Linked DNA regions of Homo sapiens: region 2 is linked to region 1. A link is a contact called in ENCODE Hi-C or POLR2A ChIA-PET data. All regions are on one chromosome and are shown on one strand. Each heading gives the region's core, a stretch centred on a gene start or an enhancer-like site at or near the end of the contact. The rest is flanking DNA. Distances are from core to core; before and after follow the strand shown.

Region 1 (4,691 bases), core at 671-3,170:
TTGAGGGTTGCTTTTAGAAGTCTGTCATGATATGAACACAGACCCCAGAAACTGCAAATACCCTCTTAGATAAAGGCATGGAAAGAAGAGGAAGAAGAGGAGGCTCTTGTTGTTGAGGAGGTCAGTGTCAGAGCCTCGGCCTGGATCAGGAAATAGATGCCCTGGCCCTGGCATGTTGCTTACACTCTCAGAGCTAGAGGCCCTCATCCTGCGAGTAGAAGCAGTGCCTGTGAAAGTCTACCAGATCCAGGCACTCAGCACTTGGTACTCTTATTGTATTGCTTCCAGGAAACTTAGAATAGTGGGATAACTTGAGAAGAATACAAGGAAATTTTACATTAATTTTAATTAAAATTTGACTAGTTTAGGTGAATTTGTCTAGTTCATTTATTGCCAAATGATGACACAGAGTAAGTGACAAGAAGAAAATTGAGAAGACAGGTATCAAAATATTGTTGCTGCTGGGCACAGTAGCTCACGCCTGTAATCCCAGCACTTTGGGAGGCCAAGGCAGGTGGATTGCTTGAGTGCTGGAGTTCGAGACAAGCCTGGGCAACACGATGAAACCCCATCTCCACACGTTAAAAAAAAAGTTAAAAAAAAAGAATTAAAATATTGTTAACTGCTTACATCTTTAGAAATGAATGGGCTTTAGGAGATGTTATTTCTTGATTTTTTTTTTAACTACATAAAAGGTTTTAAATTCTATCAGGCCTGATGATAATCATATCACTTACAAGTATTTGCTTATAAAATATCTGTTTATTAGCCAGGCACAGTGGCTCACGCCTGTAATCCCACCAGCACTTTGGGAGGCCGAGGCGGGCGGATCACCTGAGTTCAGGAGTTTGAGACCATCCTGGCCAACATGGTGAAACCCCATCTCTACTAAAAATACAAAAATTAGCTAGGTGTGGTGGCAGGCACCTGTAATCCAAGCTGCTCGGGGGGCTGAAGCAGGAGAATGACTTGAACTGGGAGGCGGCCACTGCAGTAAGCCGAGATCGTGCCACTGTACTCCAGCCTGGGCGAGTGAGACTCCTCAAAAGAAAAAGAATATCTGTCAATTGACCTTCCAAGTGAGTTTATATAAGTTTATCACCATATACTAACTGCAGGTTTTATACATTTCAAAACAGCTTTTTGTAGACATTCTGAATTACAAATTAGACTCAGATATTTAAAATTTGCAGGCAAGGTGATTGATCACTGTAATTGAAGAATTCTCTTCTGTATTTTATTATTCTATACTACTTGAGAACATTGGCCAGGTAAGGGTTACTCACTGTGAAACGTGAATAGTAGTTATACCTCACTGGAAGTTTTCCCAGGGGTTCTCAACCTGAGCCTCATTGCCGTTTGAGGCCCCGCGCCCTTTCCTAGTGGGGCGGGCCCATCCTGGGCACTGCAGGATATTGAGCAGCCTTCCTAGCTTCTACCTACCAGGTGCCAGTCACATGCACGCCACCTCAGTTGTGACAACCAAAAATGTCTCCAGATATAGCCAAGTGTTGCCTAGGAGCAAAGCCAAGCCAGTTGAGATTCACTGAGTTATACAGAAGCACCCATGAAATGGGTTTGCATTAATAAAGGACAAGATTTTAATAAAAGAATTGTAATGAGGTAATGAGATCATAGAATAAGTGAGGCAAACAAAAAATAGAAATATTTATCTTATTTTAATTCTAGGGACTGACCAGCTATTATCTCAAGATAGGTGGAGGCAGTTTAGCTAATGAAAAGAAATTAAAACTCAGATTTAAGTCATGTTCTGTTAGGAAATATATTCCTTGGTATTTACTTGTAGTTTAATATAAACTGGTATAAGTCTAAAATTTGTTTCGTTTAGGTTATTTAGAAGGTAATAAAAGAAAAAAAAAGCGGGGGGGGCATCTAGTCTAACATTGAATCTAATCAGATCCTTTGAAAGCAAAGAAAAATGAACTGAAACTAGAATTAACAAAATGCAGAAAGCATAGCCGTCATTAATTTGAGCATTTGAATTTAATGTAAATCAAGTAAAAATATTTTAACTGCTATCTCTGCCCTCTGTTATCTGGGATATGAGAACAATTTAAGTAGGCCAAAATTTGGGTACATTTTGTAAATACCATGAAAGATGTCACGAGTAGGAAACCAGATGACCATTAATTGGTAGCTTTTTAAACATTTTCCTATCAGGTTTGCCCATTGCTTTCATTTTCTGAATGCGGGTAGGAAGATGTGTGCTCTGAGGTGAGCTGCTTGGGAGGCTCTGATTGCCTGTGCTCTCTCCCAGGGTCGGTTTTGTTTTGAGAGCGGGAACCTCAGAGAAGCTGGGCCTCTCTCCTGTCCATCAGGCCCATGGGCACATCCCCTCTCAGGCATGCATCTCTTCAGCTTGGCACACTCTGCCAACTTCTGAGCCAGTGTCTCTTTACTCATCTTAGCATCAGTAAGTTTAAATTTGACTCTCCTCCCACACAAGCAAGTTGAAGCCCCACATTCAGTTGGTTATCCAACTTCCTGAGTGTCGTATTTTTCTTTAAGTATATCTTTTTAAAGATCTCTTTGAATAACTTATTTCGAGCCTGCTACTCTTTCCTTGACTTTGTATTCTTAATCTGTGCTGCATTTCAGAGTAACTAGTTCATAAATGTATAACCTACTATGTAAGATAGCACTTTCTTTTGGTTTTTCTTAAAACTCCTAATTTCAGGTTGCTTGGGGGACCCTTTGGTTCTAGATTCTTACTGAGTAGTCTCAGGTGAGCAGAGTTGCTGGTGTCAAGGCAGTGTTGCTGCATCCAGGTCCCTGGCCCACTGTGATTGCTTTCCTCTTTTGGTGGTGAGAAAACGCTTTATCAGCCAAAACGCAGTTCAGCTTGGCTGCAGTTTAGACTAGAATTGTCAGTGTGAAAGGAATATGATGAGTTGTTCTTTAAATGGACTGAAACAGTTTGATTTGGAAAATTATAAAGCTGTTTATTAAACTACTTGGAGAAAATAATAGACAGCATTTTTTTTATGATCTTGGAATATGGAAGCCCACCATTTTTTTTTTTTTTTTGAGACGGAGTCTCGCTCAGTCGCTCAGGCTGGAGTGCAGTGGCGTGATGTCAGCTCACTGCAACCTCTGCCTCCTCCTGGGTTCAAATGATTCTCCTGCGTCAATCTCCTGAGTAGCTGGGACTACAGGTGCCCGCCACTACGCCCAGGTAATTTTTGTATTTTTGGTAGAGATGGGGTTTCACCATATTGGCCAGGCTGGTCTCAAACTCCTGACCTTGTGATCCGCCCACTTCAGCCTCCCAATTGCATCCGGCCTATGGAAGCCCTTTCTGAGACTGACAGCACAAAGTCTAGTGGCCATTAAGGATATAATTGATACATTTAAGTAAACAAGTAATATTAAATTAGCAAAAATACTTCTGACTTATGACGGATACAGGCTAATTCCATTCATATACATACACTCTTGCTAATCTGTAAGAAAAAGATGAAGAATTCAGAAAAATAGGTAAAGTGTATAAACAGGCTGTCCTTTGGTGGGGGAAGGTACTAATAGTTAATATACTTGGGAAAATGCTCATTTTAAGATTCTTCTATCAAACTAGCAGAGAATGAAAACAGTTTAAAAGCTAGTGTCATACAGGTGTGGTCAGACAGGCAATGTCATACAAAGCGAGGGAAAGGATAAAGTGATGAAGCTTTTCGGGGCTGGTTCGGTAATGTATATGAGTATTTACAATGCATATCTCTAAGGCCCAGCGGTTCTGAGTTCCTCCTGCAGATCTGCTCGCAGAACGCAGGTTTCTGGGCAAGAACGTTTCCTACGGCATTGTTTGTAACAGCAGAAAACCGGAATGTAAATGTCTGTCAGCAGGGGACTGATCAGATGAACTATAGGCAGCCACGCAGTGGAAAGCTGAGCTTCCCTTAGGGAGAGTGAGGGTAGATTTAGATGTACAGATAGAGGTATGATTTTTTTAAAAGGCACCTCAGTATGGGTAATGTTATCTTTCTTGTGTTTCAGTGCACACACATACACACACACCATAGATGCAAAGTGTGTAGAAAATGTATTGAAGGATACCCAGGAACTGAATCAAACTCTCTTCATTTTCTTATTCAAATACAGATTTTATATTACCCAGATAAGGACAACCATTTTATTACCTTTGAAAAGAAAGCATAGTTTTTAGTGGTTAATATTAGTTTCATTATTAGTTACTTATCGGTTATTTCACAGTTTCAAGAGTATTTCACGTTAGTGGCTGAACCACTAGAATGAATGGACCAGCTGATGGGAATGAATCTCAATTGTTAAAAATCTCTACTCCTGTGTGTGCTAGTCTTGTTTTTCATCAGTTATTGTTGTTTAGATTACATCACTGCTGTGATTCTGAAAAGGTTTCAGTATAGATCTTAAACTCTCAGATTACTGCTTCTTTAGAGTACTTACTTTTGAGAAATTAATAGAAAGTTTTTGTTTGTACCTTTCTAAAGAATGAGAACAATGAGGTTTAAAAGCTACTTAAAAGTTCTGTAAACCTAGATGTCTTATCTGAAGGTTTTCTACTTGAGAGGTTTGTTTTCTGTCTCCTTCAAATACTAGAAAGATGTGTATACTTGGAATAAAGCTGCTTTTGTTTTGCTGAGAGCCCTTCTGGCCTCTGTCACATGCTCTCCCTGGCATCTCTCTGTTTTTCT
Region 2 (4,691 bases), core at 1,257-3,756, 180 kb before region 1:
CTCCCCATCTGCAGGCCCTCACCTGCCACCCTACTAGTTCCCTCCCTTCCTTACACTCTGTCCCGTACCTGCCACCCTACCAGTTCCCTCCCTTCCTTACACTCCGTCCCATACCTGCCACCCTACCAGTTCCCTCCCTTCCTTGTCACTCCGTCCGGTACCTGCCACTGCCACCCTACCAGTTCCCTCCCTTCCTTACACTCCATCCGTACCTACCACCCTACCAGTTCCCTCCCTTCCTTACACTCCGTCCGTACCTACCACCCTACCAGTTTCCTCCCTTCCTTGTCACTCTGTCCAGTACCTGCCACTGCCACCCTACCAGTTCCCTCCCTTCCTTGTCACTCCGTCCAGTACCTGCCACTGCCACCCTACCAGTTCCCTCCCTTCCTTGTCACTCTGTCCCGTACCTGCCACCCTACCAGATCCCTCTCTTCCTTGTCACTCCGTCCCGTACCTGCCACCCTACCAGATCCCTCTCTTCCTTGTCACTCCGTCCAGTACCTGCCACCTACCAGTTCCCTCCCTTCCTTGTCACTCCATCCAGTACCTGCCACTGCCACCCTACCAGTTCCCTCCCTTCCTTGTCACTCTGTCCCGTACCTGCCACCCTACCAGATCCCTCTCTTCCTTGTCACTCCGTCCAGTACCTGCCACCTACCAGTTCCCTCCCTTCCTTGTCACTCCGTCCAGTACCTGCCACCTACCAGTTCCCTCCCTTCCTTGTCACTCCGTCCCGTACCTGCCACCTACCAGTTCCCTCCCTTCCTTGTCACTCCATCCCGTACCTGCCACCTACCAGTTCCCTCCCTTCCTTGTCATTCCGTCCCATCTGTCCTTCCCACTGGCCAGGGTCCTCCTGAAAAGCAAACCCAGTCCTGTCTCTTCCCTGTTTGAATCCCTGATCACTCATCCTCAAACCCAAACTCCAATAACCCTGAAATGCAGCTTCCCCGACCCCGCCGCGTGCCTTCACACATCCACCCCATCTGCCTTGAACTGCATGTCCCCTCCCTGCCCTTGCCCCATTCATGTCTCCCAGGCCTTCGGTGATTCCAACCTCCAACCTCCTGAGAGGCTCGTGGGCCATCTCCTTACTGCCTCCCAGTCCAGCCTCCCCTTCTGTGTGGGGTGGAGCCCCCTCCTAATCCTAAGGCTCTGCTTCACGGAAATGCAGCGTTCTCCTCCTGTGCACTCTGTGTCAACCTGTTCACCTGTCCTCCTCCAGTAGCCTCTGAGCTTTTTGAGGGTACAGAGAGAGTATCTTTTATCTGAGAATCTCCCATTCCTGGCATATAATAGCCACTCAAAAAGTATTTTTTTAATCAGTAAGTGAATGATGAATGTATGAGTTGTTTTTGTTACACTTTTCATTTATTCAAGATGATAGAACCACAACATCCGAAGTCAATACTTGAAATAATGGCCAAAACATAATTATGAAGAAACACTGGTCACTACGCACCTATTAGAATGGCTAAAATCCAAAACACCAACAGCACCAATGCTGGTGAGGGTGTGGACCATAGGAACTCTCAATTCACTGCTGGTGGGAATGCAAAATGGTACTGCCACTTCAGAAGACAGTTTGTCAGTTTCCTACAAGAGGAAACATATTCTTACCATATGATCCAGCAGTCGTGCTCCTTGGTATTTAGCCAAATGAATTGAAAACTTCTGTCTGCACAAAAACCTGCACACGGATGTTTATAGCAGCTTTGTTCATAATTGGCAAAACTTAGGAGCAACCAAGATGTCCTTTTGCAGGTGAATGGATAAATAAACTGCGATACAGCTAGATGATGAGATGATTCAGTGCTAAAAGGAAATGAGCTTTCAAGCCATGAAAAGACATGGAGGAAACTTAAATGTATGTTACTAAGTGAAAGGAGCCCATCTGAAAAGGTTACCTACTGTATGAGTCCAACTGTATAACACTCCGGAAAAGGCAAAATTATGGCGACAATAAAAAGATCAGTGGTTGCCAGGGGTTGTAGAGACAGAGGGGTGAACAGGCAGGCACAGAGGAATTCTAGGGCAGTGAAACTACTCTGCATGACACTGCGGTGGTGTACACAGGTCACACATTTGTATAACACCGAGAGTGAACCCTGATAGAAACTGTGGACTTTGGGTGATAATGATGTGTCTATGTAGGACCATCGGTGTAACAAATATGCCACTTGGTGCAGGACGTAGATGGTGGGGGAGGCCGTGTGTGAGTCCCAGCAGGGGATGTATGGGAACTCTCTGTGATTTCCACTCCATTTTGTTGTGAACCTCAAACTGCTCTAAAAAATATTTTAATTTAAAAACAAGAAACACTGGCCGCATCTTCAAGGAAGTAATGATACGACATGAATGATTAAAGCAAATATATGTACACCAAGGATGAATCATGAAACCAGCTAAGGACATTCCCATGTGCCTCACCCATGAGAAGTCACAACAAGTGTGACCGTCCCATGGGATGGGCTGGCACCGATCCTGGCCTCGGGCAGCACTGGCAGGCTCTCTTTCCCCCAGATCAGCCCCCCTTGTTAGTGCCTGTTCCTGTCTGCAGACAGGGCTGTTGGGATGTGAAGTTACAGTCCATCGCAAGTGAGAGCTGGCAGTCAGGAAAATCAGTTCAGGATATCCTGGCTGGGGCTATTTTAGACTCAGTATCAGTGGCTTAGTTTCCTTTGCCGAGTAAAAGCCCTATTTAGGGCTGCACACACCCCACTGCTTCGGAAGGACTTCAGGGGATCTTAAGAGAAAATGTGTTTGAAAGATACAGGAAACGTTCTACTGCTTAACTGGGAAGAAATATACCCGAGGCTTGATGGCTTGATGCCCTTCGTGTGTGATCTGCCTCAAGATTGGGCAAGGAAAGAAAGGCCTTCCTGCCCTGTGCGTCTCCTTAGAACAGCTTTTCTAGAACCTTTGCAGTCACCAAAATACAATCTGTCTTATAAACGACTGGCTTTTCCTTGAGTCCCAGGTAGAGCATTCTTCTTACCCTATGGTGCTGTGTTCTTCCCATCATGTCCTATGGTAGTTTCTGCTCTCGGGAGCCCTGTGTCCACATTCACGACCAGCCAGCAAGTGTTGAGGGACATTTATTCTGTGGTCTTCAACTGCCAACTTTAAAAGATGATACAGTGGTTGTAGAGGGTAACTGAAAAGTTGCAGTGAAGAAACTGGACCTTTGAAAGGTTTTCCCATGATTCCAATACATTCCACCGGGCTAATCCCACCCCAAGGGTGTACAGAAGACAACTATAGACATGGAAAAATGGGGAAGGAGCCAACAATGCAGTACAGAGCCCCACATTCCCCGGAATTCACAATTCCTCTCTCCAGTGAATCGGCACAGAAAGGAAGTAAATACATTTGCCAGGACTTCAGTTAGCACTTGCTTGGGTGCAAGTGACAGAAACCCAACTTGAAGTAACTTAAGCAAAATAAGAGGGTTCACTGCTTCACAAGGATAATCTATAATCAGACCCAGCTTGGTCCAGGGCCCCATCTATGTCAGAAGGACTCGCTCTTTCCATCTCTCTCTTTCCACCTTTCAGCACTGCGCTCCTCCTGGTTGACTTCCCATTCAGATGGTCTCAGCCTTCAGAATGACAAAATAGGCACCGACAGTTCCAAGTTTTTGTCCTCCCAGGCAAGCAACCCCAGTGAAAGAGAACAGGAGGGTTCCTCCCTCCGTGTACCAAGTCCTGCAACCCAATCTCACGAGACCTGCTTGGGTCACCTGCCCAGCCTGGAACCAATTCCTGGAGCTCTGAGGATACCAGGAGATCTGCTGCTCCAGAACTAAGCACCCCCAACCTGCTGCAGAGTGAGGAGTCAGCCCCCTCAAACCTCACGGAGCGAGAGCGGGACAGGCTGGCTGCCAGTGGAAAGTCAGGGTGGACTGGCCGTGGGCGACAGAGTAACAGTCCACTGCACTTCCCTTGTGCACAGCGGCCTTGGTATGATGCTAGCGAGTAGAGAAGTCAGGCAATACCACCACTTGGCCACCTAACAAGGGCCGGCAAAGGCTGAGGTGAAGAACAGGGGCTTTCAGAGCAGTTGCCAAACCTCGGGCCTGGCACGGCCGTCCTGTGCACCTCCCTGGCCCCCACGCTGTCAGCCACAGGGCTCCTTCTGCCTCTGCAAAGCTCTGCAGCCTATGCCCCCTTCCCATGCCCACCCCCACCTCGGTCAGCCCACAAGCACCAGCATGAGCTTCGTCGGCTGCAGTGACAGAGCCACACCACCTCAGCCACTCAACACAACACAAGCACGCCTCCTTCAGCTCTCCTTGAATCTTAGCTGGCCTGTGACTTGCTTTGACCAGCATGGCGTGGCAGGCCAGGTTTCCATTAGCAACCAGAACACTCAGTTTCCACTAATCCTTTACTATAATTTTAATGAATACATAAGTTAAACATTAAAGAACTGGAGAAACTGGTGCCTGAGTATGAGGGCTGGAATATGAAATCAAAATGAAGACCCACCTGGATTTTCTCAGATCCTAAAGTCTGATCAAATAATAATAGCATTTTTATATGTGCACCTCGTACCAGGACCCACTGAAGATTAAGAAAGTTTCTAAGACTCTTGAGAAAGCTTTCCGGACCCTAGACCCTAATTAAAGATTAGATCTAGGCCGGGTGCAGGGGTTCACACCTGTAATCCCAGCACTTTGGGAGGCC

Evidence for each region. Hi-C counts contacts between places; a loop is a spot of excess contacts on that map. ChIA-PET counts read pairs that join two places held with the same protein, here RNA polymerase II (POLR2A).
Region 2: a loop to region 1 is called in a map of heart right ventricle, with 2.1 times the contacts of the local background. The contact joins two enhancer-like sites. A Hi-C loop is called at or near these places in 1 of 168 maps with a recorded cell type or tissue (heart right ventricle). POLR2A ChIA-PET finds 5 or more read pairs at or near these places in 1 of 52 experiments (activated CD4-positive, alpha-beta T cell).

What each region holds. Positions count from the first base shown.
Region 1 is chr6:157,875,400-157,880,090 of GRCh38, forward strand. The region is part of intron 4 of SNX9 (sorting nexin 9); the gene reads left to right. Among named protein-coding and RNA genes, the nearest start is that of SNX9-AS1, 15 kb to the right of the region's middle. Within about 2 kb of position 1,921, at least 2 of the 41 ENCODE cell types and tissues checked have a DNase peak (open chromatin) inside an H3K27ac peak, as active enhancers do.
Region 2 is chr6:157,691,530-157,696,220 of GRCh38, forward strand. No RefSeq gene overlaps it. Among named protein-coding and RNA genes, the nearest start is that of SNX9, 130 kb to the right of the region's middle. Within about 2 kb of position 2,507, at least 4 of the 41 ENCODE cell types and tissues checked have a DNase peak (open chromatin) inside an H3K27ac peak, as active enhancers do.